Regions from separate parts of the Mus musculus genome. Here region 2 is linked to region 1. Evidence: chromatin loops called from intact Hi-C (ENCODE). Cell type or tissue: gastrocnemius. All regions are shown on one strand. Links, peaks and the distances in the headings refer to the core of each region. The heading gives the core; the rest is flanking DNA. Region 1 overlaps Sgpp2 (sphingosine-1-phosphate phosphatase 2). Region 2 has its middle 83 kb from the start of Gm26263.

Evidence for each region. A loop is a pair of places that touch in the nucleus more often than their neighbours do. Peaks named below come from ENCODE experiments on the same cell type or tissue, not always from the same donor. Only the 100,000 strongest peaks of a DNase experiment are listed, where the experiment ranks them.
Region 2: a loop joins it to region 1, with 5 times the contacts of the local background. A loop is called at or near these places in 33 of 42 quality-filtered maps.

What each region holds. Positions count from the first base shown.
Region 1 is chr1:78,413,028-78,429,054 of GRCm38, forward strand. It overlaps Sgpp2 (sphingosine-1-phosphate phosphatase 2), which reads left to right. Exons shown (of 5, transcript NM_001004173.2): 5 at 3,848-7,259. The coding sequence ends at 4,399. Farsb (phenylalanyl-tRNA synthetase, beta subunit) reads right to left here. Exons shown (of 17, transcript NM_011811.4): 17 at 11,718-12,318. The coding sequence ends at 12,167. It also overlaps the pseudogene Gm19072. Among named protein-coding and RNA genes, the nearest start is that of Gm51634, 64 kb to the left of the region's middle. In gastrocnemius, for the core only: a CTCF peak has its summit at 6,754 (motif pointing left); a DNase peak (open chromatin) is centred at 6,752; H3K27ac peaks cover 382 bases.
Region 2 is chr1:77,973,860-77,989,886 of GRCm38, forward strand. No RefSeq gene overlaps it. Among named protein-coding and RNA genes, the nearest start is that of Gm26263, 83 kb to the left of the region's middle. In gastrocnemius, for the core only: a CTCF peak has its summit at 5,026 (motif pointing right); DNase peaks (open chromatin) are centred at 5,021, 7,855 and 8,715.

The DNA.
Region 1 (16,027 bases), core at 3,205-11,204:
GATCTGCCTGCATGCCTCCCAAGTACTGGGATCAAAGGGGTGGGCCACCACGCCTGGCTCAAAAAACAAAACAAAACAAAAAAGTTTAAAATTTCAGAAAGCAAGCAGACCCATTTGCGTGCCGTGGGAAAGCAGTGCGGAATTCCTGGAACCTGTTGAGGATTTGGACCGTGCTCAGGCTCTAGGCTGCTGTCCCTGGGTTTATTTACTTTTGTTCTAACTTTACATTCACTGAATCCAGATTATGCTGGGGACTATGCAGAGTGTAGATTCCTGGCTGCACTCTGGATCAGATGGGGGAAGAGTGTGGCACAACCTAGGACCTTCTGGGAAGAGAGTTTCGACTGATTAATCTGTCAGTCTCCATGAGACCTGCAGCCATCAAGGCAGCCGCAAGAGCAACCATGGCTGGAGGGCCAAGGAAGAGTGAGCCATCTGGCCTTGGGAGACTTTCTTCCAGAAGGGACCTGAGCTGCTTTATCTCTGTGGATGAGGCAAATGCCCCTTTTATCCCTGTTGACTTCCTTCGGGGTCAAGACTGGCGGAGGTGACGAGCTGTCTCCAACTCTTAACAGTAGTGTTCCTTTAAACACATAGACAAAATACTCTGGTCCTCAGCGGACCCTCTGCACGGAGGTCCCTGCTCACCCCGCCGTGCATGGGCAGACTCAGGTGCTTAATTCAATTTCACATAAATCCAAAGGAAATAAAAAGCACATCCAGGTGATAGAGAATTCCAGTGTGGAGTCCCCTTCCCTACTGTGTACCCAAGTGCACTGCTCTGCAAATATGTACCTGCCTGTGTTCCAAGCTTTTTGTCAGTCAAAATAGAACCATGTCTTACATATACTACCCAGCAGCTTGCCTCGTTACTTATTGGAGGATTTAACGGTTTGCTATGCTGTGTCATTTTAAAAACATCATCCTTTTAAGCCGTGTAGAAATAAGCATGTAAAAACTCTGCTCAACAAAGTGTTTCTAAAGCCATGCAAGGAAATAAATATATTATCTGAAATTGGGTTGTCTATTCAGTTCCTTAAAATGTTATAGCAGCCAGGAGATCTTTAAATCCAGGTGGGCAGAGCCTCCAAAAGCTGTCTGCCTCACAGATCCCAGCTCCTGTTAGCTTCTGTCACCTGCTCTTGGCAGGTAAGACGGGCACATGAATGGCATCCTCGAGATGGAGGTCCCCTGTGTACCTTTTTACAAGGTAGATATTCTCACTCACATAGTTCCTTCCCGTTGCTGAGCTTTCTGGGTACAGAGCTCTATCCACGATGGATCCAACGGAAACATACATGTTGACCCCCATTTCAATCGCAGAGAAACTTGAGCAGGACAAACTCCACCTACTGGGGTGATCCCGCATCCTGAGTTAGCCGCTGAGCCGTGCGAGTGCGTTCTTGGTCAACGAGGACTGTTGAACAACCTTGAGAACCGTCTGTGCTCCTGACCACTCACTCCACACAAACCCAAGTGCTTGGTGAGTGGAGACTTTGTGTCTACTCCACTAGTCATGGAGAAAGCATCTCTGCTTCTTCTCAGGTACCAACAGGACAGCGTTGGCAGCTGCAGTCCTCACTGAAGGCACTGGCTTTTCCCACATAAGCAGTCAAATCAGGCTCCATCTGGATATGTTCCCAGAGGGGTTGAATGTAGTCAGTAGAAAGCTCTGCTCGTCATTACCCCAATGGCCCAGGCCCACCTGACCTTTTTAAAACTGCTTGGAGAATCCTCCTGTCACAGCAGTGTCCTGTGGTGTAAACAGTTAAATGCAATGCTCCTCCTAGAGCGGGACTTGCCATGACCAGCAACCCCACCATGAAGAACATGACAACCTTGATTCAGCTGTTGGCAGTTACAGCTCCTGAGCCAGGTCCCCGGGTGAGGCTGCTAGTTCAAAAGAGAAATCTGTACTTTAAAAGCTACTGACAAGTTTCTGCCCCACGAAGCATGCAACATTTTACACACAGATGAGTGGAAGATGGCTTCATTAACAGCTTTAACTTGCCCTTGGGTTTCTTGAATCAGAGTCTCACAATAGAGCCCAAACTGGCCTTGAACTCACCATCCCCCTGCCTCCACTTCCCAAATGCTGAGACTCCCTACATGCGTCACCATGCATTCACCACCATGCCCAGCTAACAGGATGTTGTCTGAGGACTGGGTGGGGCACAGATTCTAGGAGATCCTCAGCACAGTCTAAGAAGGTAGGAGTTCAAAGTTAGGAGCCTCTCTAGGTCTCTGGGGGTCCCTTAAAATGCAGCAGCTAACACTTGGCAGTGTTAGATGGGACCAAAAGAGCCTGAAAGCATTTCCATTTTCATTTGTTTAAAGTATTTTCTTAGTTAAAAAATTGACAGTTATTGGCATAAGACTTTATGAATTTGGGACTGGTAAGATGGCTTAACGGGTAAAAGATGCCTGGTTAGCACCAAACCTGATGATCTGAGCTATTCCTAGCAACCACATGGTGGAAAGGACCCAACTCCCTTTGACGTCTACAGGCCCGCTGTCACATGCACACATGTGCACACACCATATAATGTAATCGTTCAAAGTTTTATGAAGTCTAGCACAACACATAAATTTTTTTTTTAATTTAAAATTCTTTTTTTTTTTTTTAAAGATTTATTTATTATTATATGTAAGTACACTGTAGCTGTCTTCAGACACACCAGAAGAGGGAGTCAGATCTTGTTACGGATGGTTGTGAGCCACCATGTGGTTGCTGGGATTTGAACTCTGGACCTTCAGAAGAGCAGTCAGGTGCTCTTACCCACTGAGCCATCTCACCAGCCCCCCACATAAATTTTTATAATCACCGTCTCAGTATGGAATAATCTCATTATCCCTAGACTGCATCATGACATCCTTTTTGGTCACACAGGATAAACCAAGTCCCCTAGGCAATGGCTGATAACTGTTCTCTGTCCCTGATGTTTTTGTCTTTTAGAGAAGGCCATATAAGTGGAACCAGGCAGTATGTAACCCTTGGAGCTTGGAGGCGTGTTCCAGTCAGAAGCATTTCCTGGAGGGTTTATCCATGTTGTACTATGCGTCCGTAGTTCATTGCTTTTTTTTTTTTTTTTTTTTAATTGCTGAAAAGTATTCCAGGACCTGACTGTGCCACAGAATTTTTTACCTTTTCATCCTGTCAGGAATCTGGGGTTGTCTCCAGTGTGGGGTGATTATTAATACAACTCCTATAAACATTCAAATACCAGGAGTCACAGAAACACCAGTTGTCATTTCTCCCCAATATGATTTGATTCTTCCATCTTCTTCTGAGTAAATAATAGAGTATCTGAAGTGCTGGAAAGCACAGTGCATTGTGATAGTGTTTCTGCTGTAAACTGCCCAGTTTCTTTACTTTCAGGAATGCACATCTCTCCTGTGGTATTTACTCTAGCCAAGTGGGTTGAAGGACCTAATGGGTCACCCATCTGGTAATGTTTACTATTCAGGGTGATTTTTTTTTGTTTTGTTTTGTTTTTTAACTCAGTAAAGAGTTTAGAGCCTTCACACTATCTGCCAAAAAAGGGTGGTGCCACCTGTAAAGACTATGACAATTCTTTGTGACATAAGGGGAATATAATAAGATTACATGGCAACGAAACTATCAACCACTCACTCAGAAAGAAATTCAGAAATTTCTTCTTGAAATACAGAAGTGCTCTTGTAAGAGAGTATGTGACACCATAGCATGGTGACTATGTATAGTATTTCCTATCTTCACTTTAAATTCTTAGATCTATACTTCCTTTGCATACATACTATAAAGTAAAACCATGTAGAGATTGCATTTCCCGTGCTAAGCAGGCATTTTTCTTTTCTCTCCTGGCAGGATATCCTGGGTGGCGTTCTGATCACTGCAGTCCTCATTGCTCTGACCTACCCTGCCTGGACCCTCATCGATTCCCTGGACTCTGCCAGCCCCCTCTTCCCTGTGTGTGTCATAGTTGTACCGTTCCTCTTGTGCTACAATTACCCTGTGTCTGACTACTACAGCCCGACCAGGGCAGACACCACCACCATCGTGGCTGCTGGGGCTGGAGTGACCCTGGGATTCTGGATCAACCATTTCTTCCAGCTCGTGTCCAAGCCCACCCCATCTCTTCCTGTCATTCAGAACATCCCACCCCTTACCACTGACATGCTGGTTTTAGGTCTGACCAAATTTATGGTGGGAATCATGTTGATCCTCTTGGTTCGCCAACTGGTGCAAAAGCTCTCCCTGCAAGTATTATTCTCATGGTTCAAGGTGGTTACTAGGAACAAGGAGGCCAGGCGAAGACTAGAGATTGAAGTCCCTTACAAGTTTGTTACCTACACATCTGTTGGCATCTGTGCCACAACCTTTGTGCCAATGTTGCACAGGTTTTTGGGATTGCTCTGAGCCCAAGACAGTTAGGAACTAGTCCGCTAATGCGAGATGCAAAATGGAGAACGCTGTCGATTCAGGTAATCTCAATGCCTCCTGTTTAAGGAAACCCTAAGTCATAGTTTTGTTTTGCTGATGTAACATAGATACGGCTGCTGTGGGATTCACCTGTAAGGACACCAGGCTCAAACCACAGCTGAGCTCTGCAAGATCACCCCTCCCCTTTCTGTTACATGGACTTGGGACACGGTCTTGGGTGGACAGGAATTGTGGCCCAGTTTGCAATGGTTACAAGCCCCACCAAGCTCCAGAGACCCAGTAGACTTGAGGTACTATGAAGGCAGGATAGTCTTTTCAGTTACAACCTTGCCTGATGCCGAGTCTCAATCCCCAAACTGGAGTTTGGTCTGGGAGTAAGGGTGGCACCATGGAAAATCTCAACTCATTGGACAGAATGGCTTCTTGTGCTGTCATCAGACTGGACTGTCCCTGAGTGGGTGGTGAGACCATTCTAAAATAAAGTTTCCTGTGAGGACACTGAAGATAGTAGCAGAGCCATGAGGCCACCGGAAGAGCTTGCTTTATTTACCAACTCATCTCCTCCAGGAACTATTAGTGAAGCAAGATGCTGATCTGCCTTGCAGACAGTCCACAGCATCCAGTGATTCGGTTTCCACACTAGTGTAAGCAACGCACGACGGGCTGCCAGCTCCTCACAGGTGGAAATGAGGACACGCTGCGACTCCTGCCCTCACCTGCCTCGCCTTCAACACCTTCAGTTGCTTGAGCTTCCACATAAGCCTGGAAGACACTGAATCAGCACAAGAATGGATGAGCTTCGTCCTCTGGAAGCCCTCACACACTGCCTCATCCCTGTGACTTTACCTTTCGTCATTGCTTGGCTACTTTGTATAAATGTCTTCAGTTATTCACCCTCTAGACAAAATCAGGGACTCCCTCTCAGTCTTCCCACTCCTTCTTACCTCTTTCTTGGCAAGATTTTTCAGTTAAGAACTTTAAGATGTTTAGACCTGAAGAATTTTAGCACAAGAAAAGCTGCAGCCTATTTGGAGAGAATAAGCGGGTTAACTGTAGCTCCTGTTAGCCCTAGAATGGTCCTCCTTATCTCCTTAGAGCTAAGAAGGTGTGCAGGACACCCACAGCAGAGACCTCCTTCCCTGGGCTCAGCACTTCGGAATAAGCACCAGATGCAATGACATCCCGAAGGGTTCGAGTAAGTGGTAGTCATTGGTCATTTGAGGGATGGTGTCAGTAAGCCAGTGCTTCACTATATGCTCGTACTGGACAAATCACCCTCTGACCCCCAAAAGAGCTAAGGCTCCAACTTTTGCATTCAGTGTAAACACCAAAGCCAAAATTTTCTCTGATTTTGAGTATGTCCCATGGTCTATGGTTGGAATGATGTTCTTTGGTACTGAATGTAGTGTTTTAATTCCTGAAGAATAATTCTTGGACTGGGCATGGTTTTAATCCTAGAATCAGAGGCAGGTAGATCTCTGAGTTTAAGGCCAGCCTGGTCTACAGAGTGAGTTTCAGGACAGCCAGGGCTACACAGAGAAACCCTGTCTTGAAAAACAAACAAAAAGAATAATTCTTAACAAAATGCCCATTTTTAACTTGACAATTCTTCTCTTCTTCGTCATAGTTAAGAACAGGAATGCAAAGGCCTAGCACTTGCCAGGTTTTGCTGACAGTATTTCAGCTCCGTGGCTGGGGAGCCTGGAGCCCTGGTTTACAGGTGTGCTTGCCTAGGCCAGCCTCCAGTTGTGCATGGCTGTTTCTGTTGTTTCTCCCCCAACCCCCAAGCTACCAAACTAGAGCTTGTAATGCTGGCTTATATTCACACAGGTGATTTTAGTTGGTTTGTCTGAAGCCTAATGACAAAAGGCTCAGCTTCTTCTACGTGTATCTGCAACAGAAGGGCTGTATGTATTGTCACAGCGGTGGATGTGGTGATTAGGAAGTTTAAGGCCCAACAACATGGAAGTTGACAACTGAGTGAATGCATTCGAGGCTGTGTTTACATAATTTAGATGGAGGATGAATATATTAGCCACACAACATTAAACAGTGTCCTAAGAATTTGTCATGACTGGTCACTCTTGGATGGACTTGATACAAGAAAAGGGAGGGAGAAAGTATTCACTGTAGATGCCAAGTTTAGTTTTGGATTCCTACAGTACTGATTTTAAATGCTATGGCTTGATCACATTTTGCCTTTGGTGAGCCTTCTCAATTCACCAAACTCACTTCTTACAGAGCAGCACCGGCATCCTAGTAAAGTCTCTCTTGGGTCTCTTTTCAAAACACTTTGTCAGTTTCTCTCTGGAGAGAGAGTGCCCCCTGCTGGCTTAGCTTGTCTTAGTCCAGAGGCCCTCTTGCACTGGGCTGGCCTGGTCACCAGAATGTGTCCCTGTTAAGTCTAGGCCTGTCCTATGCGGACACCAAAGCTTTTAGCTTCCTCTGGGAATCAGGAAGAATAACACATCCTTTTCTCATCTTGCTACTACTCTGGGCCAAGTCATCAATGTAGAACCGGCCTTCCAAGCCGCTGTCCATTTTGCTCAGACCTGTACCTTATGCTGGAAAAAGACATAGGCAAGACCCTTAACCTAATACCTTTCATGATAGCCACTAAAACCACTTGACACTGTGCCTGGTAACTTGGGTTTTCTTGCCGAAATACACAACTCATCTTCCCAGGATAATCACAGCATGTGGTATTTCAGACCACGTGTTTCAGGTTTCTATTTTGGAAGCTTTCAACTGTCTTGCTTATGCAGTGTATGTAAATTTATTCTTTTTTAAAATAAAATCTTTTTGTTTGAGTATGATTATTAAATGCTTTAAAATCTAATGTTTTGTTTCTGTGGATTTTTTTCTTCCTTTTTTTTCTTTTTCGAGACAAGGTCTCAGTCTGGGACCCAGGTTAGCCTTAGAGAACTAGAATGTTTTCGTAGATAAATGGCTGAGGTGTTTAAACACTCCTCGCACCCCCTCCACCCCAGTCAAGCTTGCCCAACTGTATGTGATGCTTTGTCTGGCTTTAAGCACCTTGATTCGCAATTCAAAGAAGATTGTTCTTAGATTCCCCAGTTATGTACAGGGTTAAGTGAGGCCACATTTATACTAAGAACTGTGTATACTGTCACTCGTGCGCTGGGCACCTAAGGGATGTCAAAGCTCTAGCCTTTTCTGTGGAGTTCTCCCAGGTCAGTGAAGACACAGGTTCATAAAATTTTAAGTCAGAGCTGAACCGCCAAGGCTGTGTGGAAAAGACCAGGCCATGGGAGGCAGCAGGACAAGTATCAATTTGGACATGAGAACAAGAGCAAGTGCAGTCTTTATAGAGGGCATTGCAGAAGCCAGGCTTGGAGGGGAGACCAGGTTGCCCAGGCAGTGGGGTGAGAAGGTACAAGAAGATACTCGGAATCTAGGGACCAGCTGGACAGAGGCACTGCCCGGGCTCTTACAGGGAAAAGCCAGAACAAACCTGCATGGTCACCATGTGAGAACTGGGTGATAGGTATGGTGTTCTCACAGGCTCCTGCCATCCTGATTCAAGTGTTTCAGTGTGCCCTGGATACCTTCACCCTTGCACCTCTGAACTGCCCGCTGCCGGGTTCCCTAGTTAGAAAACATGAACCTGTGCACACCACGATCCTTAGGCTTCTCCGATCCAGTCCTCAGACAACGCTTGTAAACTCTTTCACTGTGGACAGGGTTTCTTGTCTCCCCATGAACGGATCTATTTCTCCAGCACAAGGTTACACGGACCCAAGCCAAGCACGCTTCACTTTAGACAGGGTTCTCCTACAAACCACGTGTGTTTATTTTGCTTGTATGAGTGTGTATGATGGTGTGGGCACCTGACACACACATCTTCTATTGCTCTCCACGGTAAGTTTGAGAAAGTCTTCCTCTTAACCTGAAGCTCACTATTTTGACTGGACTGCCAGACCAGCAAGCCCCTTCCTTGGATCTTCCTGTCTCTGCCTCCTAGTACTGGGCTCACACACATGACATCATGTGCCACCTTTACCCGGGTTCTGGGAAGTCAAGTTCAGGTCCTCTAGCTTTCACAGTCACCCCTTAACCCAGTCAGCCATCTGCTCAGTGCTCTGCTCGTCTTGTAAACTTTCAGTATGCTTTGCTGTTCCAAAGTCATATGGCAATTCTTCCTTCCTCACAAACATAAGACTTTAATAAATTAGTTTGGTCTTACTATACATCCGTTGTTTCCATGAAGTGGTGCACACCTGTAGTACAGACTCACATACTTACATGCATACTAAGACGGGAGATGAATGTGGGCCATGCATAGAATGTTAAATTTTTAAAAACCATAGCCACATGAGACAAGGGAGCTATATGAAGCCAAAGACATTCCTCTTCCTTCTCCACGCCTGTCTATGTGGCATGCAAAAACAAACAAGAAATGCAACAGTGGCGCGCTAGGAGTTCCGGCTGCTGCCACTTTTTCCACACTCAACACATCTGCTAGCCTTCCTTTCTCCTCTTACTGTGTGACATCACGATTGCCTGGGGTGGGGCAAAGCCAGATTCTTCCCAGTGAAGGTATTCAAAGAAAGCCAAACCTTTTGGTAACAAGTCCAACTGGTCCTCTCTTCACTGAGGGTGGGGGTGGCAACCTGATGCTGCCTTAATACATGTACCTAAGAGGAGTTCATAATGTGCCCAGAGAGGATAGGGGACTCTGGTCTGCTGCTGTGTCACCTGGAAACCATATGGGTGGCCCTGAGGGAACAAATTATGCAGAGCCCACTAAACAAAGACCATCTTAACTCATCTCACTTCGACACTGATAAAGAGCTGTAGAAGGTTCTAGAAGATGAATGACATCCATTACACCCTATACAAACCCTAGCCCTGGGCTTCCTAGTGACCCATATACTCCAGAGTCTGTCGTCGTCGCGCCCCCCCCCCCCAGCAATCTTCCTACAGCAGTTTATTTGTGGGGTGCCTGTCTGCTTATCCTGCTTCAGGTGACTCCAAGTGCTCCTTCTATAAATGAGCATCCCAAAACTCACAGTTGAGATCTCTGATGGACCCACCCACCTCTGTCTAGGTGTGTACTCCCTATCTGCCCAGAACCCAGTGAGCAGTTTACCCAGACTTGCCTCTAACAGAACCATCTTGCCTTGGCTCTTAGGAAGGGCTTGTTTGAAGGGCCAGCATAGTGTCCTCCTTCTTGACAGAAAGTGGCAGCTTCTGGAATGTAAGTTCCTTTGCCACCAAGTGTGGTATCAAAAAGGCACATTGTATCCTTCCTGTCACTCTTCTGAAAGGGCTCATTTGCATGAAGGCCTCTGATTCCTCTCTGGGGCCCTGCCTTCTCACATTCGCTAACTGAGCTGTTTCAAAGGTTTTCTAACACACAACCACGCCTCAGTCCTAGCCTGGCTTCCTTAAACAGAAAAACACTTGACTAAGAGCACTGAAGCAGTCATAAGAGAGACCAAAAAAAAAAAAAACCCAGCACAGGACTTTGCTTGGCCAGACACAATTCCTCTCAGCCCATTGCTGGAGATGCTAATTCAACCGAGTCAGGCTGCCCACATCGCTGTTCTTTCTGCCTGCTGGAAATTCAAAGCCACACAGAGGATCTGAACTCACAGTCTGTCATGGACACTCGGCCTGTTTGTTACTGTTTTTAGCCAAGAAGGCCATGCTTCCCACAGCAACATCTGGCAGGTACCTTCTGAAGCTGCCTCAGTTCCTAGAGGTGTACTGACACCCTGGATTTTGTTACACACGCTAATCTCCATTTTCTTTTATGGCTGCCAAGATAGCACAGGCACAGTGTCTCAGAAAGAACGCTAGTTTGTTTCTCACTATTCTGGAGAATAAAGATCCAAAACCGAGGTACTGGCAAGTACTTAATCATAAGGGCTCTTCTGGCTTGCAGGAGGCCACCATCTGACCCTATATCCACAGGACCTCTTTGTCATCAACGCACTGGGATGGGAAAGCAAGCTTTCTGGTGTCTCCCTGGAAAGCCACTAATCCCAGCAGGAAGGCTTCAATCTTATAACCTCATCCAGCCCTGACTCTCTCCCAAAGACCTCACTTGTAAAAACCATCACACTGAGTATACTGGAGAAGGAAGGGCATTTGGTCCACAGTAACATATATCAAGTTACTCAAAAGCCCTCGTAACCTAACTGGACAGAACTTTGGTGTTATCAGTTGGGTCAAATCCTTTAAATGAGGTTCTATTTAGCTTAATGCAGTTAATATGTCGTTTCAGGTCATTACTCTCCTTCTGGTAAAGTGGAAGAAAGAGCCAGAGTCAATCACACCAATGCAGCATCAATACCAAAAACACAGGTCAACACAGGACAGCTCTCAGCAATATTTCCCTCCTGAGCCACTGAACCTCTCTTGTTTAGTGCAGGAGCCACTGTGTGACTGGCTAGTTTCTACTCAACTTGCTCCTGTTTAAAGATTTAAGTATCAATCATGTGTGTTCCTGGCACCCGAGCAGGTCAGAAGGTACTGGATCCCCTGGAACCAGGGTTACAGTTGTAAGCCATCAAGTAGGTGGGAATCAAACCCAGGGCCTCAGCAAATGCAGTTAGTGCTCTTAGCCAGTCACCTCACCAGCCCCCACAATCTCTTCTTCGTCTACATCAATAGGACCATGTGTATGTATGGCTTCCTCCTCTTAGCATGCTTGGGCTCATTTATGTTATCAGGAGTCCATTCCTTATAAGGAATGCATGCCCTTCATAGAAAGGCTATGTGGTCTGTGACCTACTATATATAACATTGAACATCTGCATAAAAACTGCTGTGTGATCATGCAGTTCCAACAGCTAGATGGTGTTTCAGGTTTCAAGAAACCACCAAACTCCTTTCCTGGCTATATCATTTTATATCCTCTCAACAGCAGAATGCAACAGTTCCACCTGGACCACCAATATCCGGTCCATCATTTAAACATGAGCCCTTTTTACATTTTAAAAATATATATTGGTGTTTTGTCTACATGTATATCTATATACCACTTACGTGCCTGGTGCCCTTGAGGACCAGAAAAGAGTGTCAGACCTAAACTTACAGATGGCTGTAAGTTGCCATGTGGGTGACAGGAATTCAGGAATTAAATCCAGGTGCACCTTTTCAGCCCCAAGAGTGGCCATTTTAAGGAGTGTGTAACAGTTTGTCTATGTGCTCTCTATCTGTATCCTGAGGAGGACGAATAACCTTGTCTTATAAAGTTGTAATAAACTGTATATATACACACATACAAAAACACTCACACATATTCACAGACTGACACACCACTCAGATACACATATATTCACATATAAATCAACTTAAAAAAGATGACTTGAAAGGTTGTCACTGCTTGGTCATACTGATTCTGAAAACATTTTCCTAAAATGTTTTATTGATTAATACTTATCAGGTTTAGAAAAGGCTTAAGGCTGTACAACATGTGTTCTAGTTGATGAGTTGTTTCCTTCTATTCAGGAGGAGTCAGAAGTAACCAATACTCTGAAGGCCAAGCAAAACTTCCGCTCCCAGAACTCACCCTGCCTGTCTAGGGCACCTCTCCCCAATGTGGTACATGCAGATACACACCAGCTGTTCCACACGCTGGCCTAATGCAGCTACGCAAGGAGTCAGATAGCACATTTCACTTTATTAAACATTAACGCACAAATGGATATGTGCTGTAAAAGAGGGCTGAAGGACACCACAGGAGCAGAAAGGGACACTCAGAGACCAACCTCACAAAAAGGGCTCAATATTGATTTCCAGAGAGGAACAGGGCATGGTCAGCTCAAATTTGGTGATAACATCAGGATGAAGGACGCCTAGCTTCCCAATGCTTTGACCTCCAACAAAGATCTCAGCACACCGTCCAGGGAAAAAGGCAGAACCTGAAACAGAGAGTGGGAGAAAAATCAATGATCCTTCTGAAAAAAAAAGTCAATAGCCATTTAACACTAAAAGCCTACAAGTCTCCTTTAAAAATAACCGTTCTTCTTTAAGCCACTGTCTGCATGGCCGCGCACCCTTGCACTTGCTAGTATGAAGGCGCACTAACAGCTACACCAGGAAACAATCGTGAGAATAAGAGCCCTGTTCTTGAGGCTGCAGGAGTGTCATCATTTCTTAGGGGCACAAGGAGAAGAAGTAAAACTGAGGAGCCTCCAGGGACAGAACAGACAGAAGCAGGTTTCCCACATCAGTACTTGCTGGCTACGAAGGCAACTGTGGCTCCATTCACTCCTTAGCATGTCATACTTCACTTTATTACACAAGAAGCCCACACTGAAATACCACAGCCACAGGGACCTGCACGTGTGCTCATAGGCCACGTCTCCACGATGCAGCCTGTGTCCCTGTTTGAAAAGAGATCTGCCTCTAAGCATATCGGGCACGCCATCTGTAAAGCTCCGGTGACGGCCACAGCAGAGCCACACTGGTCTTAGCTGATTCCGACTTCACTTCAAGGCAGGCAGAGAGCTCTCTTTATTTGCTGCCAGAGCTCTGCTCCAGCTTCCCACCCAGTAACCATTCTGGAGGCTTTACCAGCTGAAAATGAACCACCAAGCTGGGCCACCCACTTCCTAGCCACTAAATTACCAGTGCCACTGGTAATTACCAGGCTTATCAACATGCTGGACTCTGCAGTAGTTTAAAAAACAATGCTGATTCATTTCTATCAACACCCACTTGAAAAGGGATCAAACCCACAGCTCCTGAAGGATTCAAGCAAAATGTTTACTGGCCTGAACTATAAATACACAGCAGAACTGGGCCACAAGCCTGCAGTCTGCCACTCAGAGTGAGTGCATTATTTATGGGGGAGCAAACTGCTGAGTCTCTAATAGCTCCAAGGTCAGCATAATTAAGAATATAGAGTGGGAGGGGTGGACAGGGGCTCTACTACTATTGGGCTAATACCATGGAGACAAGAGTTACAAAGACTGCCCAGTCAAGGTGTAGAGATACTTGCTTCTATTCTCAGGAAAGAACAGAAAAAGATTTTTGTCATTCTCAGCCCAAAGCAACATGGCTAAACTATTTTTTTCACATCTCATCAAGCTAAGTGATTCTGCTTCACAGTCCAAGCAAGCCATCCCACAAACTCCATTTAAGTGCTACCGCTGGCTCTGTGCCCTAATCCACACTCAGGAAAGGGTTGAGGAAAAGAATGCTATAAAACAATTCAGAAACCAAGCTGGATAGATATAAAGAATATGGCTAGGATAGTAATTATGGTTAAATCTGATAAAGATGACACACTCTTATCCTGTGAAATGAAAATACAACTTAAAAGACAACACTACCCATACAGACAAGACTGTCAACTACATCCCCAACAACAACAAGAAAAACAGGGAGGGAGGGAGGGAGGGAGGGAGGGAGGGAGGGAGGGAGGGAGGGAGGGAGGGAGGCTTCAAGGCAGAATGAAGAGAACTTTTCAGATGACAAGCCAAGGCAGCTTTCCCCAAGTGCACTCAGCACCCCACACCCGTCCTCCCTGTAGACAGAGCTGTAAGGCTGCACACATAAGCAGCAGCAGTGGACGATGAGGGTGCTCCTGATGAGGACAAGGACACTCCTGAGAGGACTCTGGCTTGCTCTAAAGGCCACCGGGAGAGGATATACCCAAGACCTTCCTGACAGCCTTGCTATATGAAGCTTTCCTTTTATCTATTTTCAATTCCAATTTGATTGGATTCATTGTTACTGAAGCATAAAACCAAACTATTTTAGAATCTAAGCCAGATGTGCTGGTTCTGACAATGTTAGCAAAATAAAGCCTAAGACAAGGAATGAGAATTTTTACTTCATATAACAACATTTGATTCAGCATTTTTAGTAAAATTCAGTTATATTCTTCTTCAGTTGCCAGGTTTACTTTGCCGATAAACTTGGACCAGATTTTGCTTTAGTTCATTAATCAGGTAGATAGATAGTAACAAAAATATTTATATCAAGAAATGCAATTTTCTCTCTTTCCAGAGAAAAACAAAGAAAAATCCATATTCAAAACTATTTAACATATCCCAAGGTAAAAGAGTATTGAAAAAGGATTCAAATGTCAAAAGTTCACACTTTCACTGGGCCCAAAGTCACAACTGCTGCTCAAAGGCTCCTTAGCCACCAGGCTCCTCACTCTCCATGTAACGAACCCAATTTGCAATCTCTAGATCATCAATCCACTCTGCTCAACTGCACGCCTGCACTTGCCGTGACAACTTTATTTTTCACTACCATTTTTCAAGTTTTCGCTTCTAATAAGTTCAGATGATGGCATGAACATCCACCTAAGAATCTCACAATTAGAACAAGCTAAGGCTCTGTTCTCCAAATACACAAACTGGGAAGCATGCAAATGGGCCTTCTGCTATCAAGGGCAGAAAGAACCTTAAGAAGCCACTTGACTAGATGCCACAGGTGAACTGGAAACTACGTGTGAAGTTACGAAACAGAAGCTTCCTTAGTATTTTAGAAACTTATAGATCAAATCAAACTCCCCAGTCAGAACTGCCTCATGAACAGAAAGTGGGAAGGGGGGCAGCGCCCACATAGGGCAGCAATGAGCCCAAGGCCTTCAAGATAAGAGTTACTGTCAACCGCAGCTCTCCACTCTTTTGAGTGACCACTGCCTGGGAAAATACACCTTTGTTACCCCAAATTCCAGGTTCCACCATAGAACCAACAACAACCCAGTTTCCCAGGGCTTTTGTAGTTTTACAGAATAGTAAATCAAGGCGAATTTAAGCTGGATGGTGCACCAGGGGGCAGAAATGTAGAGGTTTTCTACAGGCCTAGAATAGTATCTGATGACATTCTTAGCTCATGGATGGATGGAGGGAAGCTAGTGTTCTCTTAAGAGCTTTTAAGAGGTTTTAAATTTATTATCACAAGATATTAGCTCTAACAGTTCTATGAGTCAAAGTGTTAGTTCAGATACAGAGTGGGGCACTAAATAAGGCTAAAACTAGCCCAAGATAAAGTAATTAGTCAGTCTCTGAACCTATGAAGTTCAAATCTTTGCACGATACACAGTACTGACATTGCAATCAATCCATTGGTCTCTGCAGACACAGGAACTCCTTTGGAGTTCTTTTCAGAAACTCTCCTTTACAATGTCCACCGCTGGCCAAAGGAAGGCACTTCTGCTCAGTGCCCAGGTGGATGATGGGACCCAAAAGCTCCAGCTAGAACTGATAAAGTCTGTCTAAAAACACAAAGTCACACAGGAAGGCCATGGCCTAGGCTTTCAGAAAGTCAGACCTTGATGGAAGCCAGACTGAGTTTCTCTAATCCCAGCGGAGAAAAGGCAGCATGCTGTGCCTACAGAAGAAGTTGCCGTCGCCTTGCGAACGGGAACTGAGGTTCAGCCTCTACAGAACCTGCATTCTCTCCTCCTGTGTAAAAGCACCGAACGCTCCAGCACACCAGTTCCCACCACATCGCATGAACTCCTTGAGATGGTAAACTCAAGGTTTTGTGTTTACCTGGCACAGTTAATGGCGTTTCCAAGGCAGAACACATTTTGGGAAATGTTGCTCTCTATTGCAATACACGTGCAAGTGCAGACAAAAGAAACACCAGTTAGGCACAAAGAAG
Region 2 (16,027 bases), core at 3,513-11,512, 440 kb before region 1:
AATCCCTCTCCGAGTCATGACGTACTCAAAGCCTGGCCAGTGGGCACCCAGGTAGAGGGGGCCTTGGCTTTGAGTGCTGCTGAGTGTATGGAAAACGCTCTTGTTTCTCATCAGCCTGGAAATCTACACACGAAGCCGGACTATGCATTCGCCAGAGAATGGAAATCAATGAATGTTCATTGTATGAGCACCCACATAAGCTGCTTCATTTTGCTTAATTCGCCTAAATTACCTAAGCAGTGTGTTCTTTAAATTGTTTAATCAAAAGCAAGCTTTGCAATTTTTTTTTTACAAAACATCTCCCTCTTTTTGACTTATCTGCTTGCAAGCCCACCATAAGCCTCTGAGAGCTTAAATTACATGTTTCTCCTGAGATGGAGTCTAAACCTCAAGGGCCAACTGTGTTTTTAGCCGATGGGTAGCAGGGAAGGGCTATAGAAAGCCAGGGGCTCCATTGGAGACCCCTTCCTGCTGGGCTGATTTAGCTGAAAGTATCTCAATTAGAGACCTGGAGATCAGCTGTTGAGTCTGACAGAGAGGTGAGCCTGTTCTAATTAAGCCCAGAGCAGCTCAAAAGAAGGGGATGATCCCAGAAGAGGGAGTGTCAGGGTGCCACTAAGAAAGAGGCTAAAAGCTCTGGTTGCATCCATCAGGGGAGTGAGAGGTTCTGGTGATGTCCACAGCTTGGTTTCCAGGCTCCCACCTCAAGGAGCAGTCATACTAAACAGAGATAGAAACACAGCAAGAAGCCACTAGCTCCAAATCGCTTGGGCAGAGAAAGTTCTTATTTCTCTCTGAAGAATTCAAAGAAAGCTGGGGAAATTTGCCAGCTACTCCACAATTAAGAAAAATTGATGAGGATTCAGTGTGTGTGTGTGTGTGTGTGTGTGTGTGTGTGTGTGTGTGTGTTTTCAAAGAATGAAAATACTTTGGATGCACTTGCTATACGTGATGTGGCAATAATTGGTGCTTCATCATCAATGCCGTCTTTAGGCAAAGCACCATGTTGTAAGTTTAGAAGTGGTATTTATTTGTCTAGCTCTGTGAATGAATACCTTGGTAAAGACGACATGAGACCAGGGAGTCACATTTGACTCCTACTTTCCCCCAAAGAATGCTGGAGGATAAACTCCCATCCTTTAATAGCAATCTGGTCGCACCTGTAACACCACATTCTCTTTCAAGGTCTTAAGTACAACCCAGAGAATCACACTTAGCCAGATAATTGTCAAGTTTATGGAAGAATCTAGTCCTTGGAAATGCTTTTTATTCTAAAGATACTGTACTTCATGACTGGTGTATGCATGACTTTTTGGTCCTACTGAAGCCAGCAAAATATTGAAATGTGCATATATGCATTTGGAGATGCCCTTATGAAGACCTATGAGCCCCTAATTAAGAAAAGGTGCCTTTAGTGTAATTGCTACATATTCCACTGAGTTGAACATTTCTGCTATTTTGTAAAGCTTTCACCAATGTATTCTGCAATTTGAACGCTTAATAAAAACATTAATAGTCTCTGGTCTTAGGAGGTGAACCAGTTGGTAAAGTGATTGCTATACAGGCATAGCGACCCGAGTCAGGTAACCAAAACACACATTAAAAACCGTGGTATGGAGGACTAGGGGGTTCCTGGGGCTCACTGGCCAGCCAACCTAGCCTAAGCAGCAAGCCCCAGATCTCAGTGAGAGACCTGTTCTCAAAAACCAAGAGGAATAACTGCTGGGGCCTCCACACTCACACATTACAGGGACACATGCACCCACCCCCAACACGCCATCACATACACACACATAAAAAATATATAGCAATCTTTCAATCTAAATGTTCAACATTTTTAAAGGGTCTGGTTCAATGCAAAGTCCTCATCAACACAAATTCACATTAGAGCCCATTTCGTAACTCCTGTTACAATAGAAACTGCACGCATGAATTGTATTAAATGATCTCCCACTAACCCTCCTCACGATCTTCCTCGACAGAAAACATCCCATATTACAGATGAGCTGTTTCCTTCATGGAATCGACTGCCTCCGTGGTTAACTCCATATATAAGTGATTAAGAAGCTCAGCTTCACATCCACGAGAGACTCCCCACGCGCATGCGCCCACTGAGGACCCTCAGCTTCACATCCACGAGAGACTCCCCATGCGCTCACTGAGGACCCTCAGCTTCACATCCACGAGAGACTCCCCACGCGCATGCGCCCACTGAGGACCCTCAGCTTCACAGCCACTAGAGACTCCCCATGCGCATGCGCCCACTGAGGACCCTCAGCTTCACATCCCCTAGAGACTCCCCATGCGCATGCGCCCATTGAGGACCCTCAGCTTCACATCCCCTAGAGACTCCTCACGCGCCCACTGAGGACCGCCCTCTATGGCAGAAGCTTCCAAGCATGAACTTGCTTCATTGTCACAAAAGCTTCTGAGACATTTGTAACCTTTACCACAGCATGAGTGAGAACGCTGTGCTCAGCCACACGGCTCACAAATGGTGGTGGCTTGTCCTATACCGGGTCACAGTGTGCTTCCCTAAAATCTAGTTACACCCAAGACAAGCAAAACCCAGAAGGCCATGCTCACTTCTACAACAGAGCAGGCATAGTCTGATTACTGCTATGTCTCTACTCTACAACCTGTGTCTTGGGGCTGCAGAAATGGTTCGATAATCAAAAACACATGTCGCTCCTGCAGAGGACCCAAGTTTGGGTCCCTAGACCCACACTGTATGGATTACAATCACTTGTACTTTCAGTTACAGAAGGGCCTGACACCTCTGACCTCCACAGACACCTACACTTACCTGTGCCTTCCCACACACAGACACACTCACATACACACAAAAACTCCATGTATTGGGTTCAGCTGTGCTTGCCTGTAAATCCCAGCCCTTGGGAGCCTGACTTGGAGTCTGCTGAGAGTTTAAGGACAAGTTCTAGGTTAGTCAATGAGTCTCAGTCTCAAAACAAAATAGAATGAAATAAAATACAATAAAACAAAACCCCCCTCATCGTGCCTTCTGCTGTGACACACTAAATTGTTATTTCTCTTTTGACGTGGATTCTTCTAACAGCAATACACCCATTTTTTTTCTCCACACAACTGCAATATATTGGGGGGGGGGGCTGCCATGGTTTTTGTTTTGCTTTGCTTTCTTTTATATGTATAAGAATATGTTCATTCTTTCTTTTCTCTTCTTTTCTTTCTTTCTTTTTTTCTTTTTTTCTTTTTTAATTAGGTACTTTCTTCATTCACATCTCCAGTGCTATCCCAAAAGTCCCTCACACCCTCACACACACACACACACTCTCCCACCCACCCACTCCCACTTCCCGGCCCTGGCGTTCCCCTGCACTGAGGCAGATAAAGTTTGCACAACCAATGGGCCTCTTTGGGCCTCTTTTTCCACGGATGGCCAACAAGGCCAGATACATATGCAGCTAAAGACACAAGCTGGGGGGGGGGGGCACACTGGTTAGTTCATATTGTTGTTCCACCCATAGGGTTGCAGATCCCCTCAGCTCCTTAGGTACTCTCTCTAGCTCCTCCATTGGGGGCCCTGTGATCCATCCAATAGTTGACTGTGAGCATCCACTTCTGTGTTTGACAGGCCCCAGCATAGTCTCACAAGAGACAGCTATATCAGGGTCCTTTCAGCAAAATCCCGCTAGTGTATGCAATGGTGTCAGCATTTAGAGGCTGATTATGGGATGGATTCCACCTCACACCAGTCAGAATGGCTAAGCTCAAAAATTCAGGTGACAACAGATGCTGGTGAGGATGTGGAGAAAGAGGGACACTCCTCCATTGTTGGTGAGATTGCAAGCTTGTACAACCACTCTGGAAATCAGTCTGGCAGTTCCTCAGAAAATTGGACATAGTACTACCGGAGGATCCCGCAATACCTCTCCTGGGCATATATCCAGAAGATGTTCCAACCGGTAAGAAGGACACATGCGCCACTATGTTCATAGCAGCCTTATTTATAATAGCCAGAAGCTGGAAAGAACCCAGATGCCCCTCAACAGAGGAATGGATACAGAAAAATGTGGTACATTTACACAATGGAGTACTACTCAGCTATTAAAAAGAATGCATTCACGAAATTCCTAGGCAAATGGTTGGACCTGGAGGGCATCATCCTGAGTGAGGTAACCCAATCACAAAAGAACTCACATGATATGTACTCACTGATAAGTGGATATTAGCCCAGAAACTTAGAATACCCAAGATATAGGAAACAATTTGCGAAGCACATGAGACTCAGGAGGAATGAAGACCAGGGTGTGGACGCTTTGCCCCTTCTTAGAATTGGGAGTGGAACGCCCATGGAGGGAGTTGCAGAGACGAAGTTTGGAGCTGAGACGAATATGCTCATCATCATGTTTGGAACTTTCACTCCACGATGGAAGGGTCTCTCTGCCCTTTGGTTTATACATAAAGTATATTTAAAATAATTCTTTGAAAACCCATGTATACATGCTACACAAAGGTCAAATGGATTCATATTTGTGAGTTTCTTTTTTCATATTTATTTGAGCATGCATCACGTGTGTGCAGGTACCCGAGAAAGCCAAATGAAGGTGTTGGAGCCTCTGCAACTGGAGTTTACAGGCAATTGTGAGGCTCCTATTGGGACTTTTGGAACTGAGATGTGATCTTCTACAAGGACCATCTCTCCAAGGGCTTACTTTCCCTTTTAAGTGTTCTCTGAGAATGCTGTGTGCTTTTGGAGAGGCCACGACTGAATAGTTACCAGAAAACTTCAATTTGTCGCCTATTCACTTCATCCAAATGACCTTGAATCAGATACTTCTCTGAGATCCTAGAAAGGGTGAGCCACTTCACTATTAGGATTATGATAAGTGCTTACTGGGAAAGCATCCTAGACAACCCAGTATGTAAAAGTACTTACCATGCAAACCCGAATCCCGTGCAGAAAAGCTACAGGGCTATTTCCAGAAGTGTGTGGGCTTACTAGCCTGGAATCGGTTCGCGCTCTGGCTTTGTCCTTCACAACCACTAGATGGCGCCAACTGTTTGAGACTTTTCTTGGTGCCTGACACTGTCTGGTTTCCAAACCCCCAAAAATGAATTTGGAATTGAGAAAGATTATCTGGCAACTTTATCCACAAACACTGAGTTGACATCTCTTTCTGAAATGAATTAAAGCTTTTTTTTTTTTCATTCTGGTTCCCATCTTTTAAAAGCCATTACATCGTGTTGTTCTTCCATTGATTCTCCGGGGCTTTCTCGAGTCTGTTAGACCTTCAACAATTCAAGATGTTTTCCAGCAGTCAGAACTACCTTCTCTAAAACATCCTGTGCTTTTCCAGCAAAGCGTGGGCCATGCTAGCGTCCATGCCTCTCTGGGAACTTGAGAGAAGCAATTTTCGATTAGTTAAAAAAAAAAAAAAAGGTTGTTAAATGCTGTCTTGTCGGAGGGCTGCATGTATGTTCAGTATGGCTTCAGAGAAGCCACATTTATGGGCTGAGGCATCAGTCTTGGGTCATAAACAGGACAAGGGCTACACTCAGTAAAAGATTAAATTAAACACACTCCTTGGTGATGTGGACTTTGCCAATGTACTTTTAAAGGAGTAATAAAATGTAACTGTGTTTTAAAACTGTCTCCTGAAATAAGCCTGTTCATTGCAGTGCCAGCTGAAGTAACATAGAAGCGAGAAGCACAATACAGACACATTCCCAGTGCACAAGTCCCACTGATGAGTCTCTTCCAAACTGATTTTTCCTTAATTTTGCTCATTGCACATAAGATAACATAAAATGATACGACTTGGGGAGATGGCTCAGCAGTTAAGAGCACTGGCTGCTCTTGAAAAGACCCATGTTTGTTTTCCAGCACCTACGCATGGTAGCTCACAACTATCATTAACTCCAACTCCTGGAGTTCTGACACCCTATTCTGATCTCTACAGGCAAAGTCATGCATGTGGATGTGGGTTACATACACACAGAGACAAACATTTATACACATAAAATTTTAAAAGCATCTTTTAAATGACATAAAGTGAGCCAGTGAGCCGAAGCTATCGCATTTAGCATTTTGATCAAAAGAAAAGAGCAGCATTGAAAAACCAGTGGTGTGCTCGTTCTTTCAACATTTTAGAAACCACCATCAGGGCCCAGCATGGTGGTTCCCATGTCTAATCCAAGCACTCGGAGAGTGACAGAGAAGGTTCTCGGGTTCAATGCCAATCTGATCTACATAGTGCGATACTATCTCAAAATATCAAAAAGTTTCAGGAGGAGGATAAAGTGGGCTAAGGAGGGAAAGAACGGGAGGGAGAGAGAAAAGAAGAGGGGAGGAGGAGGAGGGGAGGAAGGAAAGAGAATCAAAGAGATGATCACTGGGGTTAAGGCTCATGATTTAGGTTACTCTAAGCAATTATACCTCTATGTCTGCCCAAAGCCAAACCTGTGTTGGTCTTACCTTAACCTAAACTTTTACCCCCAGAATAAACTAATGTTCTCAATATCAATCATATATCATCTAAAGTTGAAAATGTCAAAAAGCCGGGAGCTCTTGGGGGGGGTGGGGGTGGGGGCCTGGTTGCTGTTCTTCCTATGGGGTTGCAAACTCCTTCAACCAAAGAGTACACATGGAGGGATCCATGGCTCCAGCTGCTATGTAGCAAAGGATGCCTTATCTAGTAATCCCTTGGTCCTATAGAGGCTTAGACCCCAGCACAGGGGAATGCTAAGGAGGTGAGGCTGGAGTGGGTAGTTGGTTGGGGAGCACCCTCATAGAAGCAGGGGGAAGGGGAAGGCGATAGGAGGGGTTTCAAGGGAAACCTGGGAGGAGGATAACATTTGAAATGTAAATACATAACATAGCCAATAAAAAATGTCAAAAAGCACAGACTGTTAATGACATGGACATTTTCTTTTTTGACAAGAGAAAAAAGATGGGCGAGTCAGCACTCAGGAGCCTAGTCTCTGATCTGGGGCAGGGACACGTGGCCTTGTTTGGAGAAGGGCAGACAGAGGCAAAGAGTGAACTGGCACTGGGAAATCTTTGCTGTAATTAGGGCCTTGAGCATACCAGGCAAACTCTTTACAGCTGAGTTACACCCTCAATCCTATTTTCAAGTTTTATTTTGAGGTAAGGTCTCAGTAAGTTACCCAGGCTACCAGACTGTCAAGGATGGCTTTGTGGCTGGGATCCTCCTGCCTCAGCCTTCCAACTAGCTGGAAGATCACCAGCTAACAAGTTTGGCTTAAATCTTAGCATTCTTAAGTGAGTGAGATTAGGCCAGACCAAAACACAACTACCTTCTTGTCTTGTTCCCGTGTACATCTGCTTCTTGATGGAGGACTGGGTCTTTTTGGAGATACTCCCAGCAAGAGTGCCAAGGCCCAGAGTAACACTTCATGCACTTGCCATTGGCTTTAAGAGGTACCACTTTATGCCAATGAGGAAATTTGTCTTTCTCTCTCTCTCTCTCTCTCTCTCTCTCTCTCTCTCTCTCTCTCTGTCTGTCTCCATCTCTCTGACTCTCCTTTCCCTCTCTCCATCTGACTCTCTCCTCTCTCTCTGTCTCTGTCTCTGCTTATATGTCGTAAAAAGGTTTAATATTCCAGAACTTCTCTTTATTTGGGAGACACCCCCCCCCCCCTTTGCTGGTAGACTGGCCTTTTCTAAACATATTTTGGATAACCCTCAAATCTCTTCTTCTTCTGGCCTCTTCCTCGTGAACTGCTTGCCTAATTAGACTAGCAGTCCTTGGTTCCCTGAGATTCCTAACAGAGTGCTTCAGGATAATGACCTCACCACGGTCTGCTTCAGCCAGATGATTGGATCTGCCATTTACCTGAGCGGGTGCCAGGAGGCAAGCGTGTACTACACTTCAGGAAAAAAACAGACTGATTTGTTCAGGTGTGAGTAGTGGTTTCTCAACTGCCTGGACCTTCCAGTTCAACAAGATGTTCCAGGAAAACAGAATTTTGGAACCAGAGGAGAGACTGCTTAATGACTCTCAGGTGGTCAAACAGGCCAGACAAGAATGTGGTCTTAGCCTCTCAGCAACCAAAGGTGTCAGGAATAGGAACCCACCCCCCACCCCCACCCCCACCCCATTGCAGGATAAGATGGGAAAAGGAGAGGAACAGGGTGGGGTCTGTGTCACAGCAGAAGTTACTGGAAAGTTCCAGAACTCAGTCCTGAGCAAAAAAGACAGCACAACAAGCCAGCACCCCATCTGTCTCAGATTCCTGAAGATCTTATCAGGGTCTGCCCCTGATATTTTTCTCTTTACATTCCTGCCTCTCCCCTGCCACCTTCTATTACTTTATCTCTCACTTGAAAAGGTTTCATTGTTTAATAATCTGCTGCGTTTCTACTAACGAATCCCGTCCAATTTTTTTTTTTTTTTTAATTTGCCAAGTCGAGTTTGCCCTTACAACGACTTTCTCCCGCATTTTGCCCTAAATAGACATGACCAACTCAGGCTGCACAGGAGAGCGTACCTCCAGGGACCCCACAACCTAGCTCTGGTGAGCTGTTTAGCTGTGTTCCAAAAACTGCATTTGATTCCAAAACTTTCAAAACTACATTTTATCCAAAAAAATCCCTCTCCTTCCAGCTGTGGTTTTAAATTTGTCCCTACTCTGAAAAGGGGACAAAGGATCATTAAGGGCCAAAGAAAAAGATTTCCAGGACAAGACACCCTGGTTCCAAGGGTCCCTGGAGGAACGCCAGCTTACAAAGTTACTGACTTTGTAAGCTTGATGGCCATGCGATGGACAAAAAGAGACAGAGACTGAATCTGAATCTCCATACTGAGATGTACAGAGATCGTGAAAAGTCCTGCTATGAGTGGGAAAGAAGAGAAACCTATCAGCAGGGCAGAGTGAGGAATTCTAGTCTCTGCCCATGTTTTTTTTTTTTTTTTTCCCAAGAGCTTTATTATAAATAAGGTTCCAAAGATACCGGAGCTAGCTGAAATATATCGCCCTCAACAAGCAGTCTGTCTGAGGTGGGGAGTGCGTGCACAAACTAGTTTGACTCTTTTGACATGTATGAAAATCACTTTAGTTCTAAGAACAGATTAAATTCACGACTGCTTTCTCCTCTCCTAGATATTGCCAAACAACTGGCTTAAATGATTTTTTTCCACCGCTCTCTGAGCACAGGATAAATAATCATACAAATATTAAGAACAGCAGAAAGAAAGGCAATAATGCCTGGGGAATTCGAATAAGGTTGATCCAATGCCTGCAGCAGTGGCTTTGAGACTTAGAGGAGAGGTCTTAGAAAACGGAGCAGCACCATTCACTGCATCAGTCCTGGGTCTCAGCCAGGACACCAAGCCTTGTATTCGCTTTACAACCTATTAATAGTATTTCTTATTTACCTTACAAGGACATCTTAAAGAATAAAGTGGTGGTCTGAACGCACAGGCAAGAGAAGTTCTGTAAGCACAAGAGTGAATAGTGGCTAGCTTCATATCGAGATTCCATTAATCTAGCTTAGATTTAGATATCATCCTTTAGTCAAGCGTAGGTTCCCTAAAAGGAGAATGCATTTAGTCTGCTAAGGAGAGGAAACAGGGGGGTAGGGCTAAGGAGGACATTTGTACTCAATTCTAAAAGCAAGACTAACATTGGACTAATTCAAACAATGAGAAAAGTTGGTCCTAAGTAGAGTATAGTAGGATTGATATAGACACTGAGACTTTTAACTCACTACTTACCACCTGAGAGGCTGTTTAAAAATAGATTTTTAAGACTCTTATTGAAAGTCCTTGCAGTGAAAAACAAAAACAAAACAAACAAAAACAAACAAACAAAAAAAAAACTTTGAATGAAAAGATGTTTAACAAAACATTCTCAGAGCAGAAGGGGGATAGTGGAGACAGATCTGTTCTCTCCTAAGCTGAGCAATTGCATCACAGATTCGCACCTTATTATGTGCCTCAAATCATGGTGCTTCTTTCCCAAAAAAATCAGTAGAGGACACTTCTGCAGCGATCTCAAAAGCTATTTACATACTAGAAAATACAGAGCCGCACCTCACCCCTCCGGCACGAGGTTAAGGTGGATGAAGAAAAACAGTAAATGCAAAAATAGCTATTATCATGAGATGGAAGAGGTTTTTCTCTCGATTAATATCATTTCTTTATTTTTCATTTTTCACCTTTTAAAGAAATGTAAGGGGTAGGGCTGTAGCTCATATGCTAGCCCAGTGTTGAGTAAAGTTTTGGACTTTACCCTAGTACTACTGTCAAGCAAAACCAGACAGAAACAAAATGAAAAGGTGTAATTGCTACATCAAAGCAGAAAAAAGAAGAAAGAAAGAAAGAAAGAAAGAAAGAAAGAAAGAAAGAAAGAAAGAAAGAAAGAAAGAAAGGAAGGAAGGAAGGAAGGAAGGAAGGAAGGAAGAAAGAAAGAAAGAAAGAAAGAAAGAAAGAGGGAGGGAGGGAGGGAGGGAGGGAGGGAGGGAGGGAGGGAGGAAGGAAGGAGGAAGGAAGGAAGGAAGGAAGGAAGGAAGGAAGGAAGGAAGGAAGGAAGGAAGGAAGGAAAGAAAGAAAGAAAGAAAGAAAGAAAGAAAGAAAGAAAGAAAGAAAGAAAGAAAGAAAGAAAAAGAAACAATATTTTGGACAAGGGAACTAGAAGTCATTGCCCTATCCTAAAAGTAGCAGCATCCTGCCCTGGTTTCAGTTACTGTAGTTGAAAACCACCTCCAGGTTGTAAGAATGAGACAGATTGGGCCTCTGAAGAAAGATTTGAGAGGTTAAATATGTTTCGTCTGGGACAAAGATTCTGATCTGATCTCGTTTCAGTATTCGGATGCTGGCAGCAGATATACCAGGCCCAATGAAGAGACCTGTCTTGTCCACTCAGAAGCGATAAGAAACTGCAAAAAGAGGGGGCTGCATTTAGAAAGAATTCCTCTCAAGGATAATTAGATGTTTATTCCAGTTTTAGTCTGAGTGACAGGATTACGGTCCCCTCCCCATCTGTAATCCACGGAGAATAATGTCTGCTGTATACATTTTAATGGCTACAACATCTGTAAAATACGTTGAGCCTTTGAGCCCTTCAGATGAAAGATGCTATGTGAGAGTAAAGAATTACTGTTATTATTTTTGTCTCTTGTCTTCCCGATTGCTAGGAGTCCTCCCGGTGACATTTATGAGACCCCTCCAGCCAGCCAGCAGCTCCACAGCACTGTGCTCCATGATAGTTTAAATCCTTTAGGTGGTTCTGATTGGATGCAGAACAAGAGATGCTTGGATGTTAATTGTTTGTCCCGAAGGAAGTGGAAGTAGTCACAGCATCTGTCCAGGGCTCAGGGATCAAGGCTTTTCCTAAAGTCGACTTCAAGGGGTTGACCTCATAGCCGTGGCGCGTTTGATGGCTCTTGTTTTTCCATTCCTTTTGAACATCCTCGGATGTCCGGATCTTAAGCATTCGTTCTCCTCCTGTCGTTTGTGATTTATGAGTTTGTATTTGAATTCAACAAACACCAGGGAGGTACCATTTATTCTGTGGGTACCTGATCGAGGGTATTTGAGGGCTCTTAACGCACATTATCCTCGTAATTTTTGTTTTCTTGTACTTCTCGATAACATTTCCCCCTTATTTAACAATGACATAATTACTTTAACAACTATTTTATTTGAGGTACATGTGTGTGTTTAAGTGTATAGGTTTGTATATGCCATGGCACATGCATAGAGGTCAAAGGCAGCTCATGGGAGCTGGTTCTTTCCCATCACCATATGGGACTCCCTCCCTTCCACTGTGTGGTCCAGGTTAGAGGACTGTAGCCATGAGGCTTGGCAGCTCACACCTTTCCTTACTGAGCTGGCTCTCAGGCCCCACATGCTTTGGGGTTTTATTTCTTAACTTTGCAGATGTAAAGTTTTAAAGTTGGGCCAAACCATACAAATTTATGAATCTCGGTATTCTAAGCAATCAGATGGCCGACTTTATTCTTCCTCAGGGCTTATCTCTTTTACTGGATGTAAGCAGACTAACCTTAAACTCAATGTGATTATATATACACATATACATATGTGTGTGTGTGTGTGTGTGTGTGTGTGTATTGTAGATTATTAGCCTTTCTGTACAAATGCTCAGAATAGCTGGGTGGTCTGCCCTCTGGAGGGAGCATGGGCCTTCACACTTTACCTCCCCTCACTTCTATGCCATGTGCACCTGAGATGAATGCCATCCTGCGAGGGTTACTTGGGGGAACATTTATCTCTTGCTACTTACCCAGTCCTGACCATAACAGAGATGGAGAGAGCAGGTTATCTGACTGATGCTACAGTTAAGGGATACCCAGAAGGATTAAAGTTGCCCTGGATCTGGTTCAGATATATACAAGATGAAGAAACAGAATCCCAGTCTAATAGCAGCATCCTACCCCAGTCTCCCTGTGGCACATCTCTCTCTCTTTTATTTATCGATCTTCATAGTGGTATAGCTTTATGCTGAACATATTCTCCTATTAACCTGACCCCCCACCTCATCCTCCCATCCGTTCCCTTTGACCATCTAGAGAATTCCACTTCAACTTTCACTTCCTTATGCACAGACATTATTATAGCATTGTGTGTGACCAAATAGAATCTAGGAGCCACAGACAATTTAAAAAAGAACATGATATTTGTTTTGCTTTGTTTTTGAACAATGTCTTGTGTCTTGACCTCAGCGAGTATCTGGATGATGCTACTGGATTCCACACTGATGGTCCAGATAGAAGGGAATTCGGGGGGTAGTCTAAGATCAAAAAACTGGCGTTCCTTCCACCAGTGGCTATAAATCAACAATAGCTCCTCAGCCAGGGTAGACTTCATGAGTCTCTCCCCAACTCATGCTGGGATTATAGCTTGTGTTAATCTTAACATGCACCCAAGGTTTTTTCCTCTCTCTCTCTCTCTCCCTCTCTCTCTCTCTCTCTCTCTCCCTCTCTCTCTCTCTCTCTCTCTCTCTCGCTCTCTCTCTCTCCCCTTCCTCTCTCCTTCCTCTCTCTCTCCCCCTCCCTCTGTGTGTGTGTGTGTATAGGAGAGAGAGAGAGCGAGAGAGAGAGAGAGAGAAAGAAAAACAGATAGACAGACAGAGACAAAGATACAGAGATAGAGAGACAGAGATAGAGGCAGGACAGAGAGACAGAGACATCATGTCAAAGCACAGCGCTGTCACATCTGGCAAATACTTATTCTTTGTAGATATCCAATGCCTCTGGCTCTTAAAATTCGTTCACCTGCTCTTCTATAATTATCTCTGAACTTTGAGGGGACAATATAGACACCCAATTCAGAGCTTTGAAATCTCGTATTTTCTGCATGTTGACCAGCTTTGGATCTCGTCTTAACTGCCATTGACTGTAAGAAGCTGCTCTGACGAGGGTTGAGGGATGAGGAACAAGATGGCAGAAACGTACACAGTGAGGCAAGCGAAGAGCCCCTAGGGGCATCAATAATGGAAGGACCAACAAGCAGACTTGGTAAGAGTGAGAGCAGCATCCTGTGGAAGCAGTCCTGCCTGTAGCATGTGGTGCCCTGAGAGCAGCAGGAACACTCTGTGCTGGTCCCATCCTGGCATCTCTGACCCTTCCCACAGCCAAGTCATTGCCTCATTCTGCTTGCTTGCTGTCTAAATATGTGTTCTGCTGTTCAGATGTGATACCACAGACCTGCTAAAGCATAAACAATAGACAATTATTTGGCTCGGGCTCCTGGTGGCTGGGAAGGTCAAGAGCAATGTGGAAGCATTTGATGAGGGAGGGGCTCTATACTGTGCTACCATGTGACAGGTGAGCAAACAGAAGACAGAGGTCAGGAGAGGGGAGAACTTACAGCGAAAACACTGGCACAATGGCTGACAGGTGACTATAGTATTCTAATAGTGAGAGGAGAGTTCTCTCCACAGATTCTGAAAGGGAACATTTAAACCACTGCAGTCCCAATGGTTGCTTTTGAGCCATTTTGTTTCCTACTCATAATGCAGTAGAAAGTTACAGTCTGGTAAGATTTATCTTCCTGCCTTTGTCTCTACTACACCTTTGTCCTGGAAGTCTCAGCAAATCTCTTTTAGAGGACTTTAGAAGCCAAATCTAGCTCTTGTTTCTTTGTCTCCACCCCAGCCTCAGAAAGGATGACCTCAGAATCCCGGCTGACAGTTATATACAGTTATATACAGTTATAAACAGTTATATACAGTTATATACAGTTATATACAGTTATATACAGTTATATACAGTTATATACAGTTATATACAGTTATATACAGTTATATACAGTTATATACAGTAATAATATACCCCTTGGTTCCAACAATCCTTCTCACTCATCTTCCCACTCCAGGGACCATAGTCAAGATATTCACACTGCCGAGAACATCCTCCCCCATCTTCATCCCTGTGTGTTTTTAATTCCTCTAGGACCGCCATCAGCATGCCCAGGCATCTTGAGCTGTCCAGTTTGCTTCATGCTCTCATGGTGTCTTACTTTCTTACAGAGCCCATCCCCCATCAACCTTCTTCCTGTGCTATTGGTTGTCTCTCCGTTCTTCAAATGCAACTCTTTTTTTTTTTTTTTTTGAGGGTATGGACTTTGTATTAAATCTTTGCATCTTCTGCTCCCAGCCCAATAGAGCAAGGAAGTGAGTGAGTGAGTGAGTGGTAGCAAATTCAGCAGAAGGAAATGTGCAGAGGGCTAAGGGGAGGACTTGATAATAAGAATGCTTGCTTTGTAAGCACAAAGGCCAGAGTCTTATCTACAACAAATATCAACATTATTTTTAAAGCCAGTCATGAACAAGCATGCTTGTAAACTTGGGACCAGAATTGGGAAATAGAGATAGGAAAATCCTGGGATCTTCCTGCTCTACATCCGTCAGCCTGGCCCAAACAGCAAGCTTGAGGTAGAAGAGCTCATCTCAAAGAAATAAGGTAAAGAGAAAGACAGGAATATATCTGATATCCTTCATGGGCACACAAAATGGGAGAGAGGGAGGGAGGTAAAAAGGAAGGAGGGAAGGAGAAGGAGGGAAGGAAGGAATGAGAAGGAAGGAAGGAAGGAAGGAAGGAAGGAAGGAAGGAAGGAAGGAGAAGGAGGGAAGGAAGGAAGGAGAAGGAGGGAAGGAAGGAAGGAGAAGGAGGGAAGGAAGGAAGGAGAAGGAGGGAAGGAAGGAAGGAGAAGGAGGGAAGGAAGGAAGGAAGGAAGGAAGGAAGGAAGGAAGGAAGGAAGGAAGGAGAAGGAGGGAAGGGATGCTCTCTGGTGCTTACAGCCTTCTAGAATCAGTTTTAAATTGTCTTTAGGAAATACATCCCATAACATTATGAGAATTCCTATGCATCTTTGTCCCGAGTGTCTTGTGAAATCCTTAAGGAACATGTCGGAGTCTTCTCCATGCCTCCTCTTATTTTAAACTGATGTTTCCCAAATCCTCACCTGTTTTTGCTGGCTTTGTTCTTTAGATGAAGGAGACCAACTTGTTGTGGTTTATACTTTCCCTTCTTTGAAAAGTATATACATTTACACAGTGCTTTGTATCCTTTAACCTGAAAATATTTCTTTCTCTCTATTTTATTTGTGTGGGTGAGTTTTTTTTTAATTAGGTATTTTCCTCGTTTACATTTTCAATGCTATCCCAAAGGTCCCCCATACCCACCCCCCCAATCCCCTACCCACCCACTCCCCGTTTTTGGCCCTGGCGTTCCCCTGTACTGGGGCATATAAAGTTTGCAAGTCCAATGGGCCTCTCTTTGCAGTGATGGCCAACTAGGCCATCTTTTGATACATATGCAGCTAGAGACAAGAGCTCCGGGCTACTGATTAGTTCATATTGTTGTTCCACCTATAGGGTTGCAGATCCCTTTAGCTCCTTGGGTAATTTCTCTAGCTCCTCCATTGGGGGCCGTGTGACTCATCCAATAGTGGATGACTGTGATCATCCACTTCTGTGTTTGCTAGGCCTCGACATAGTCTCACAAGAGAGAGCTATATTTGGGTCCTTTCAGCAAAATCTTGCTAGTGTATGCAATGGT